2 separate regions of the Homo sapiens genome follow, and region 2 is linked to region 1. A link is a contact called in ENCODE Hi-C data. All regions are on one chromosome and are shown on one strand. The core of a region is the stretch at or near the end of the contact, and the rest is flanking DNA. Distances in the headings are between cores, read along the strand shown.

Region 1 (5,194 bases), core at 1,609-4,108:
GTAATGCAGAACTCTCAAGTTCACTGTGTGATACTTACGGCTGCTAGAGAGACAAGTTCAGTGTTCTCTTTAACAGTAAAAATAGAAAAACACAAATAAAAAACATGTAGCACTAAGAAGTGAAACAAAAGTGCCAAATTGTTATCTAGTGATGTCACCACTTCTATTGTGAATATTGGGTGTTAAAAAGAGAACTTTATTGAAACCCACTTGCACAATTATGCTTAGAGGAGAATGTGGAGGGTGGGTGTAGGGGAAAAAAGTTCTGAAACAAGAATGTAAATTCATGCCACATGGGTAAGAAATTTTCACTAAAAATTAGATTGAATGAAAATTCATACCAAGTCTCTGTAAAATTGTCTTCTACAGCTGTTGTTATCAAAGTGGAATTCCTGTACCAACAGCATCAGCATCACCTGGAAACTAATTAGAAATGCAAATTTTCTGGCAACGCTAGACTCACTAGACCAGAAACGCTGGGAGTAAACCTCAGCAATCTGTGCTTTAACAAAGCCTCCAGGTGACTCTGATGCATGCTCAAGTGTGAGAAGCACTGTGCTAGAGATACAAACTGAGTTCCATTTCTTAGATTTATGGTTGAAGCACATAACTCCCTGCCATTAGACGAGACCCAGTGGGGCTTCTCAGGAAGGTAGAGGGAATCCCAAATAGTGCAGCTTTTGATTTATCATAAATGTCCAATTTCAACAAGCAATTTCAATGACTGTCTGGTTAACACATGTTGCAAATATAAGTCTTACTCTAGACTTCGGTGTGCAAAGAATATTATTATATATCTTTTGTTCATTCCACATCCCATCAAGTTGGCAAGGAATCTAATCATTGGCTATCATGGAGCCTCCCCTCCCCACTGTTTTAAGTGGGTCCTTGATTGTAGGGGAAAGTTAAGTCTACAAAGCTTGGGGGTATCAGCAAGTCATCTTAGGTTTTCAGTTCACACTGGTTACCACTGAGAAATCCACTGTGTAAGCCAACAGGGCTCATTTAGGTCTCGCAATTTTACTATTTCATGGCAGACTTGGGATGCAATACCATTGCTGAGATTAGGGTCCTTTGTTCCTACAGTCTGGCTCCTCTAGAAATACCAGGCAGGCATGCTTGTTGAGGTCTTGCCAGTACACTTAGGAGATTTCAGGAGGCTGAGAACAGGTTCCAGTATTTTTGGGACCACAGTTTCCATCCTCTTCTCAGTCTGAAGGAATTTCTTTCTCTGTGTAGGTGCCCAGAGAAACAGTCTCCCCTAATAGGAACTACATCTGTGGGCCCAAACTTTCAAAGAAAACTGGAATAGGGTTGTCTTTAGACGCAGCCCCTGCTTTGTACTTTCCCAAAGCCTCAACACTTTTGGTTCAATGAAAGAAAAAATAAATGATTATGGTCACCCAAACCAGTTGGCTCTATATGCTACTCACTTACACAGTAGCCTGACCAGAGTTCATACTTTTATAACCTCTCTCCATGCTGGCCACTGAGTCGTAGGATTACACCATCCTATCTAGGGTGTTTACAATGTTATCATTGGTAGCTAGTCTTAATAATAAAACTAATCATGATAATTAATTTTTATTTACTGAGCAACTGTTGTGTGGCAGACAGTGTGCTGGAACCTTTCTATAGGTCCTCTTGTTTTCTTTTCCAAAATAACCCTATGAGGTACTTCTAGCTTCAGCACTTGAAGTAGCTTTCCCAGGATCACTCAACTCTTAAGTGGAGGGAAAGAGATCAGGATTCAGCTCCAGCTCTGTTTCCTCTCCCAAGCACCTGAAAGAGCTTTGGCTCTTTTCCTATGCCACACTGCTTCTTGCTCTACCTCTCTGGGAGCAACCAACCAATGGAACTCATATTTGGATCAGTTACCCAAAGCTCCTCAAAACCAACCAAAGCACCCACTATGTGTCCCTCGGAAGTAGTCAAAATGACTGATTAGTACTGTTTTCAGAAAAAAACTTCTTCTTGGTTGTGGTGCTTTCTGGTCCTGCCCAGTGTAATGAGAGTCATATACTGTGGAGATAATAGGTTCTATCTCCTGGAACTAACTTTAGAAGCTCCATGCATTCTTCCTTTGAAGTATGAAGAGTGAGCCCAGTCTGCATTTGGACAATGCATTTTTTTTTTTTTTTTGAAATAGAGTCTCACTGTGTTGTCCAGGCTGGAGGGCAATGGCAAGATCTTGGCTCACTGCAACCTCACCCTCCCGGGTTCAAGCAATTCTCATGCCTCAGCCTCCTGAGTAGCTGGGATTACAGGAGTGTGCCACCATGCCTGGCTAATTTTTGTATTTGTAGTAGAGATGGTGTTTCATCATGTTGCCCAGGCTGATCTTGAACTCCTGGCTTCAAACGATCCGCCTGCCTTGGCCTCCCGAAGTGCTGGGATTACAGGCATGAGCCACTGTGCCCAGACAATGTATCTTAATGAATTAGCTGGCCCAAGGGCCCACACCAAAGGGGCTGTGAATTTTGAAATGATTATCAGAAAGGGCTTAAAAAGGAAAAATAAGGCTAATTTAATAAATTCATAATAGGAGTCTTCAGCATTTATAAATATTAAGGTCTGTGTTAAGCACTCCAAACATTATCATAGTTAGTGCCGTCAAAATCTCTCTGAAGTAGTTCTCTGTCCCCCAACTTCATCACCTGTTAAACGGGCATACTGTCCTCTCCATTGCAGAGGTATTGGGAGGACTCAGTGAGAGGGGACCTGGCACATGACAGGCACTCAGTAAATGTTAGTTATTTTTACTTCCTCAATTTCAGAATGAGGAAATTGTGGCTTGGCTACACTGAATGCCCCAGCTGGCATGGTAAGCGAGAGTCGAATCTGTACCTGCCTGGTTCTGGGAGCCACATTGGAAACCCCAGTGCTTGCCAGCCTCCCTGTTCCTCCTTTCAAATGCCAGGGAACAAAGCTTCTGTACCTCTCCCTTCCCACCCCTCAAAAAATATACTTGGTCCTCTTAGACCTGATTACCTTTGCCTACTTAGAAATTAAGAAAGACTATTTATTGAGAGAAGATGGGATGTTTATTATCAAGAGAGTTAAGAGGAGTCCAGATAAACTTGTCTGTGAAAGCCATTGGCACTTTCATTAAGTACTGATCTGCCCACTGAAAAGTTCTCCTTTGATGGATGTCTCTGGTATGGCTCCTACAGAAGTCACCCACCTGCCTGCCACGGTAATGTAATCAGGTAACCTTTGTCTGTGACAAGCCCCAGGCTGGCGAATGTTAAAACGCAAACAAAAGGAAATGACTTTTTGATTGACATGACTGTTTTGTGGATTGGCCTCACAGATAAAATCAGTCAAAACAAATCAGTTTATGCATCAACACATACTTAAGAAAGACTATTTGGAAATTTCATGGCAGATGTGATCTTTTCTGTTTTCGCTTTTGAAGTTCTCAGTGTCTATCTTACGATAAGGGGCAATGTTAAGAAAGAGAAAGTCAGCTATAGTTCTCAATTTTAATTACAAAAGATCACATTGGGAGTCTGCTAAAAAAGCAACTTTCTGGGCCTCAAAAGCGGAAATTCTGGTTCTATAAGTTTAGAATTGAGCCAAATATTTATTATTATTATTAATTTCTTAAAAATACTGCCAGAGATGACCTTGGGCTTTGAGAAATCAGAAGATGAAAAATAATGGGTGACATATGCTTTTACATTAATGAGAAAGAATACTTAGAACATAAATTTCACATATTCTTATTTTTAATTTTTTGTGAGTACATAGTAGGTGTATATATTTGTGGGGCATTCGAGGTGAAATAATCACATCATGAAGAATGGGGTATCCACCCCCTCAAGCATTTATCCTTTGTGTTACAAACAATCCAAATTATACTCTTTTATTTATTTAAAATGTACAATTATTATTGACTATAGTCACCGTGTTGCGAGATCAAATAGTATGTCTTATTCATTCTTGCTCTCTATTTTATTGTACCCATTAATGATGCCCTCTTCTCCCCTCAGCCCTCCACTACCCTTCCTAGCCTCTGCTCACCATCCTTCTACTCTCTATGTCCTCATTATGTTAAGTGAAATAAGCCAGGCACAGAAAGACAAACATTGCATATTCATACATGCTTTTAAAAAGTGAATGACTATGTCTTATACTGTCTTAGGCAGAATACATATTCCTGGGGGCAGACACTGGGCTTTTCATTTTATATTCTCAGTGCCTGGGACATGTTAAATATTGCTGAAAGAATGAGGAACAGATAAATGATAATTTTAGAGTCTTGCCTTGTTTTGGTGTTCTTGGTTTCCTTGGCACTCAGGACAAAATCATTAATAGAAGAATTTCATATTTGCACAAATAATTTAAATTTCATATTTGCACAAATAATTTAAATTAATTGCAAATAATTTAAATATCATTGAAAAATTGCTCTTTAAGTAGTCCCCACATTACAAACTCCCAGCCTGCAAAGAGCCCTTATCTATGAAGCGCCTGAGTGGAAGAAGTTTCCATTACCACTGCTCTGGAGATCACTTCCCTGTCACCACCATTTTGTCCCGTTTCACTTCCACACTACAGTTACCCTCAGATACCAGACAGACACAGATGACAGGACAGCAATGAAGTCCCTGGCCCCAACTGTCTCCACATATTTCCAGAGATTCTTCTGCAGTCATCCTATTTGTCCCTTAATGCTTTACTCCACCACAACGCCTGGGAGCCCCTGACTGGACCCCTCATGCACCCTCCTGCCCTACTCTTTGTAGAGTTACTCAAGTTAGCACTTTGGGATAGCACTTATATTTAATACTTTTTACTCAGCTTCACCCAGTAGAGAAAACAGAAGCAATCTAAGGCAATTTCCAGGCCTGGTACATTAGGCAAGAGCCACATATGAGATGTACTCTGCGTTGTCAGTGTAGACTTCTTCCCAGCCTGTATGACAGCATCATTGTGAAAGAACTAGAGGAAAAGTTAGCTCTTGAGCAGCAAACCTGAGAGCATATCTCCCATTCCCCCTCCTTTTTTAAACTTATATCTAAGTGATTATGACAGAATTTTAGGTGATAGGAACAATGAAGAGAGGGTACCATCTAGTCAGGCATGGAGAGGAAGGTTTTTGCCACCACACTTTTTTAATTTATGGCAATATTTGAGGTAAATATTGGTTTCCTCCTTTTAAATATGAGTAAATCTCAGAGAGTTTAGG
Region 2 (5,194 bases), core at 703-3,202, 1.4 Mb after region 1:
CTTGTTCTGAAGAAATCCCTACAGGGAACCTAACACTGCCCTGATCTGGAAACAACATTGTTACCTGACAGGCCGGTTTGCCAGGGTGACCATTCTTAAGTGTTTTAGGGAGCTAGGATTAATCTTTTTTTCCCAAGAGGAAGTAGCAATAAACTGTGCACCAAAAATAACGCTTTAGCTGCTAAATTCTGCTTAGTAGGTGGTTTCCCAAAGATGATCCAATGCAATGAGTCATCCCTCTGAGCACTTACTGCACATTATTTCTTTTTACTAATCCTCGGTGCTTTTGGTTGCATGTTTTTTAACCTTTAGAGCCCTCCTGGGAGGTTCAGAGTCTTCTCACTATGAATATAAAACAGACTCTACTACATCCCCCCACATGTCCCTCTTGTCCTTTACTTCCTATACTTTTCAAATCTAAGATAATCCATCACTTAGGAGAACAGTCAGGATCATGTCCAAAGATAAAAGATCAGCAGTAAGTTTCTCCAGAGTTAGCAGCAGCTCCATCTCATTCCCAGTATAAAAATCAAAAATGTAGATGGATGTAAGTCAATGTGTAGAACCCATATCAAGAAAACTATAAAACTTGATTGAGATACATAAAAATGACTTTCCTAGATATAGAGAATATTTGATTATTAGAAAGATATTAAATATTCCATTTTCCTGAACAGGAAGATTGAATAGTTGTAAGGATATAAAAGGTTTCCAAATTAATTCATAGGTTTATGCAACTCCAGTCAGAATTCCAGTGGGATTTCCTGAAATGCATTTGGAAGAGTTAAACTGGTGAAAATAGCCAAGAATTTTTTGTTACCAAAAAAAAAAAGTTATGAAGAGAAACTCCTGCTACCAAGCACTAAAATACATTATGCAACTACAGTAATAAAAATAATGTGGTACCAGCAGAAGTGACAGACATTAATGGAACAGAATAGAGAATGAGACTTGAAACCCTAATTTAGGAAGTGATGCAATTTATCATAAATCACAAATCTGGGAGGACAGAACGGCATATGCAACAAATGAGAATAGGGTAATTGGTCAATTTCATGGGGGAAAAATGGTAACCTGATTAGATTCTCACTATTCCTCACCACAGAGCAAATGACAGATGGCTTAAAGAGTTACATATTAAAAGTGAAGCCATAAAAGAATAAAGAAACTATAGGAAGTATCTGTGACCCTAGAATGGAGATATATTTTCAAAGCATTAAGAAGTCACAAACAAAAATACTAATATATTTGATTATATAAAAATTGAAAACTTTTGTTCATCAGAAAATAAAAACACTGCCAAGTTAAAAAGCATGTGATAATCTTGGAGAAAATGAATGAATATGACAAAGGTGTAATATCCTTAATGAATAAAAGAGCTCTTAAAATTAATTGGAAAGCCACTAGCACACCCCACTGTAGCTACACTACATTCCTATCACACTGTGTACATATCACAGTGCTAAATCATTTTATACTCATAATACAGTTCAGATGACACAAGACAGTATTAGAAATTCAGATCTTATTTTCCATTCACATATTCTTTGTCCAAAGGCAGTTTAAGGAAACTAACACATTACATTATGCTATAAATACTTCAGAACAGTTTGTCCACATTGACACTTCCATTTCCTAAAATGAAACCCTCGCTGGCCCACAGAGGGAAAAAAAAAAAAAAAAGGCTAGCTTTGTTAACCAGCTTTATTTCAACAAGCACATCCACATGGTAAGAACTTCCTCTGATGAGTCATCCACAGTTGTCAAACACCAACTTTCCTTTGTTTGGCCCATGCAGAAATCAGGTCTGTGGAAGCACAGTTCAAGAGTCTGAATCATTTAATTGTGTTTTATTCATATCTGAATTTGCATCTGTCACAAACCCAATGTGTCCACCGTGAAAAATTGCATCCTTCAAATATTACTGAACAAAAAACCCTATTCAAATAGGTCTGTTCTGTCTAGATTGTCTGTGAAATTTCTGAGGAATGTTGTGGGCTCTGTTTCCTGTACCAAATTGTTGAGTTATCACACATCATTGGATTCTACCCAAAGTGTGCTGGATAGGCATATTATATTCAGACAGGATACCAGTTGTCTTTACCATTCATAAAGGAAAAAGAAAAGATTACTCCTGCTCCCTGCCATAAGATATAAACTAAGAAGTGAAAATGTGTGTACCCATAGTTTTTTTAATGTGTCCTTGATTTCTTTTCTTCACCAAGATTTGAGTTTTATTCAGTCATAGCTTTGTTATGCACTTTCTTGTCACCCTGTACTTGTTCAAAACTAAGGACTATAGTCAAGACTCAGATCCTGCCCTGGGATTGGTGCCATCTTAGCTTGTTTGGAAAAAAAAAAAAAAAAAAAAAAAGATCTTTAGAGATACCATCATATCCATTTGTATATAAAAAGAGAAAAGAATGGAAGTGATGCTGTGTAATTTATTTTCATCTATTTACTCTATTTTCCAAATTTTCCACAATGCGTATATATTTTATAATCAAGATAATCTGTTACTTTTTAAATTTTTTATTTTTAATTTTTGTGGATACATAGTAGATATATATGGGGTACATGAGATGTTTTGATATAGGTATGCAATAATTTGTTATTTTTAACAGTACCCATGATGAATCATTCAAAATATAAATTCAGTAAATAAGCTTTTTGAAAAAGTTAAACTTGCTGTTGGGCCAGTAAAATTTTATTCTGATAAAATAAATGCTAGCTTTTGTTGATTAATCACCACACTAAACTCACAATACTAGACACTGGTAGACAACATCACTGACATTCAAGGGCCAGAGCCCTTATTTATATGTTGAGCACATTATAATTTTTTAAGGAAAAAATGAGAAAATCAGTCTTTCAGTGTTTGGACTATTTTTAACCAATGATTGAATCCAATTTGAGAATATTTTTAGATCATTTGTAATGCTTTATGACTGATACTTTTGGTTCCATTTTGAGCAAAGCTTCTTTTTTTCTTTTTAAAGAAGCCACTTCAGCCAACAGACACTTCCATTTCAGAAAATGTCTAGTGATTATTTTCCCCCAAAGGCAACATGAAAACCTTCAGCCTCAGAAAGATGTCATTTTGCTGACATCCGGCTGATGTCAATATTAGAGTTTTTGCAAGAGAAAGGTGTGTGAGCATAGAGGTGATGATAATTATATACTCAAAGACACACCCACAACAGAGCCCATAAGACTCCCTTTGGCAAAAAATGTTGTATTGAAGACAAAACCAGTGGATTCAGAGGTTAAAAGTAAGAAGTAGTTTTGAGAGCCACATTTTAGTTACCGTAATGTATGTAGTATTTGCTGTTGAAATGTCTCTATTAGACAGACTTACTTTTGTATTTTCTAATTTTTATTCCTTGTATCAATGTTGCTTTGAAGTCAGCCTATCATGAGAGAAAACTTGACTCACTTAGCTAGTTCATTTTCAGAGGTGTGTGTTACTGATTAATGTAGCACTCTCTCTTGCTCCACCTACACAGCACTTCAGAATCATTCTCAACCCAGCTTACAGCCTATCGCTACCAACCAGACTGGATGAAATCTCCTTGTCATCCTATATGTGTAGGTAGCTCCACCCCAGTGACCCCCTAGTTGTGGTTGCCTCCTTAGATCCAGCACTTCCTGCAGACTATTAATTTAACCATGTAGACCTAACCATAGGCAATGCTCTTTCCCTGCAAAAGAGGCAAGGTGCGTATAGTTTTACGAAGTCATTTACTGAAAGAGAGAAATAACATCTTGAATTGTGGTATGAGGAGGGGACTCCCCCCAGTCTAGTCCCTTATTACACAGTAGCAGTGAGTTATTAGGAAAAAAGAGAATAAAACCTGTCTGTCTGGACCACTTTCATTCTGATTGTTTTGAGGTATGCTCATTTGATTTTTTTAAACAGCCTGCCCCACTGAAATAACAAAGAACTTAATTTTTTTAAAAAATTCTGTCTTCTACAGCCTCTTGCTCTGAGTCTCCTGGATAGGGTGACCAACCATCCCAGTTTGCCTGGGACAGAGAGGTTTCCCAGGACACAGCATTTTCAGTACTGACACTGGGACAATCTTGGGCAAACTGGGCTCGTTGGTTACCCTATTCCTGGGCCCTCTCCTACCCAAATGACCAGGTATTGAAGAACAACAGTGCTAAGGTTCCTACTCATGAACGAATTCCCTGGTAAAGCTTTTCCTTCTCTCCCAGGAAGGCACAGTATAAAGCAAGACTGGGAGTTGTGAGACAGAATAAGTTTATTATGTGGTATGGTGAGGTTCTAATTTGGTCGAGTGATATCTCTAGTTCAGAGTTCTGCTGCAGAGTGAAGGCAATTGATAAGCCCTGAGCCCAGTTAATAATCAGAGCCTCACTAATTAATCAGTGGCACTCATTTTGCCAGGTGTCCCTGATCGTCTCTAATCATCTATTCTGTCTCCACACCACACCATCACCCTTGCTCCAAATGACCTTCCAGCATGTTGTCATTAAAGTTTTTCAATGCTAAGCCCAATTTAAACTATAGTGAGTATTAAAGCTAGAATTTCCACAAGGGAGCAGAAGGGTTATCCAAGCTCTGTGGTTATATGAAGAGACAGAAGACAGTATTCCCCGGAGTGTTGAGCCTGCGATATCTGACTATTAAAGAAGCCCATAGTGACAGGAGTGATTCCATGGGGGTACCATATCCTTGACTTGCCTCCAATTTTTTAATAATACTAATATAAAGTCTTCACCCTTGTGAATTATAGCTTCCGAAGTTTGACTCAGATTTATTTTCCTGGTTCTAAAACTTTCTTTCATTTGCAAAGTTTTTCAGTACTTGCTAGTCGCCTAACTTCATGGTTAGAGTGAGAATTAAAATGCAATAATGCATTAGGAACCCAGCCCTTGGAAAGTGCTAAATACATCATCATTTCTTTCCCAGCCTTAAGAATCCCCCTGAACAGTGTGATTGGAGAGCAAGAGATAAGGGAGGCTTTGGAAGGGAAATAAATAAATAAATAAATAAATAAATAATGTAATTTGGCAAGAAAAAATATCAAAAAGTATATAAAATGAAGAGTTGGATCCTAGTCACAGAAAGACAAATCACATTTATTGCTGCTATAGTAGACAAGAATGTGCCAGCCCAGCTTTTTAATTTTAAAATTATGGAAGATATATTACATTCATTAATATGAAG

The links. Hi-C counts contacts between places; a loop is a spot of excess contacts on that map. Pooled maps may share reads with other maps.
Region 2: a map with no recorded cell type shows a loop between it and region 1 (2.5-fold over the local background). The contact joins two enhancer-like sites. A Hi-C loop is called at or near these places in 2 of 37 single-sample maps with no recorded cell type and 2 of 50 pooled maps.

The regions. Positions count from the first base shown.
Region 1 is chr7:94,047,860-94,053,053 of GRCh38, reverse strand. The region is part of intron 1 of LOC130890646 (a long non-coding RNA gene); the gene reads right to left. Among named protein-coding and RNA genes, the nearest start is that of BET1, 46 kb to the right of the region's middle. Within about 2 kb of position 2,858, at least 4 of the 41 ENCODE cell types and tissues checked have a DNase peak (open chromatin) inside an H3K27ac peak, as active enhancers do.
Region 2 is chr7:92,630,114-92,635,307 of GRCh38, reverse strand. All of the region lies in intron 5 of CDK6 (cyclin dependent kinase 6), which reads left to right. Among named protein-coding and RNA genes, the nearest start is that of FAM133B, 42 kb to the right of the region's middle. RefSeq lists enhancers at 2,998-3,047, 3,158-3,247. Within about 2 kb of position 1,952, at least 14 of the 41 ENCODE cell types and tissues checked have a DNase peak (open chromatin) inside an H3K27ac peak, as active enhancers do.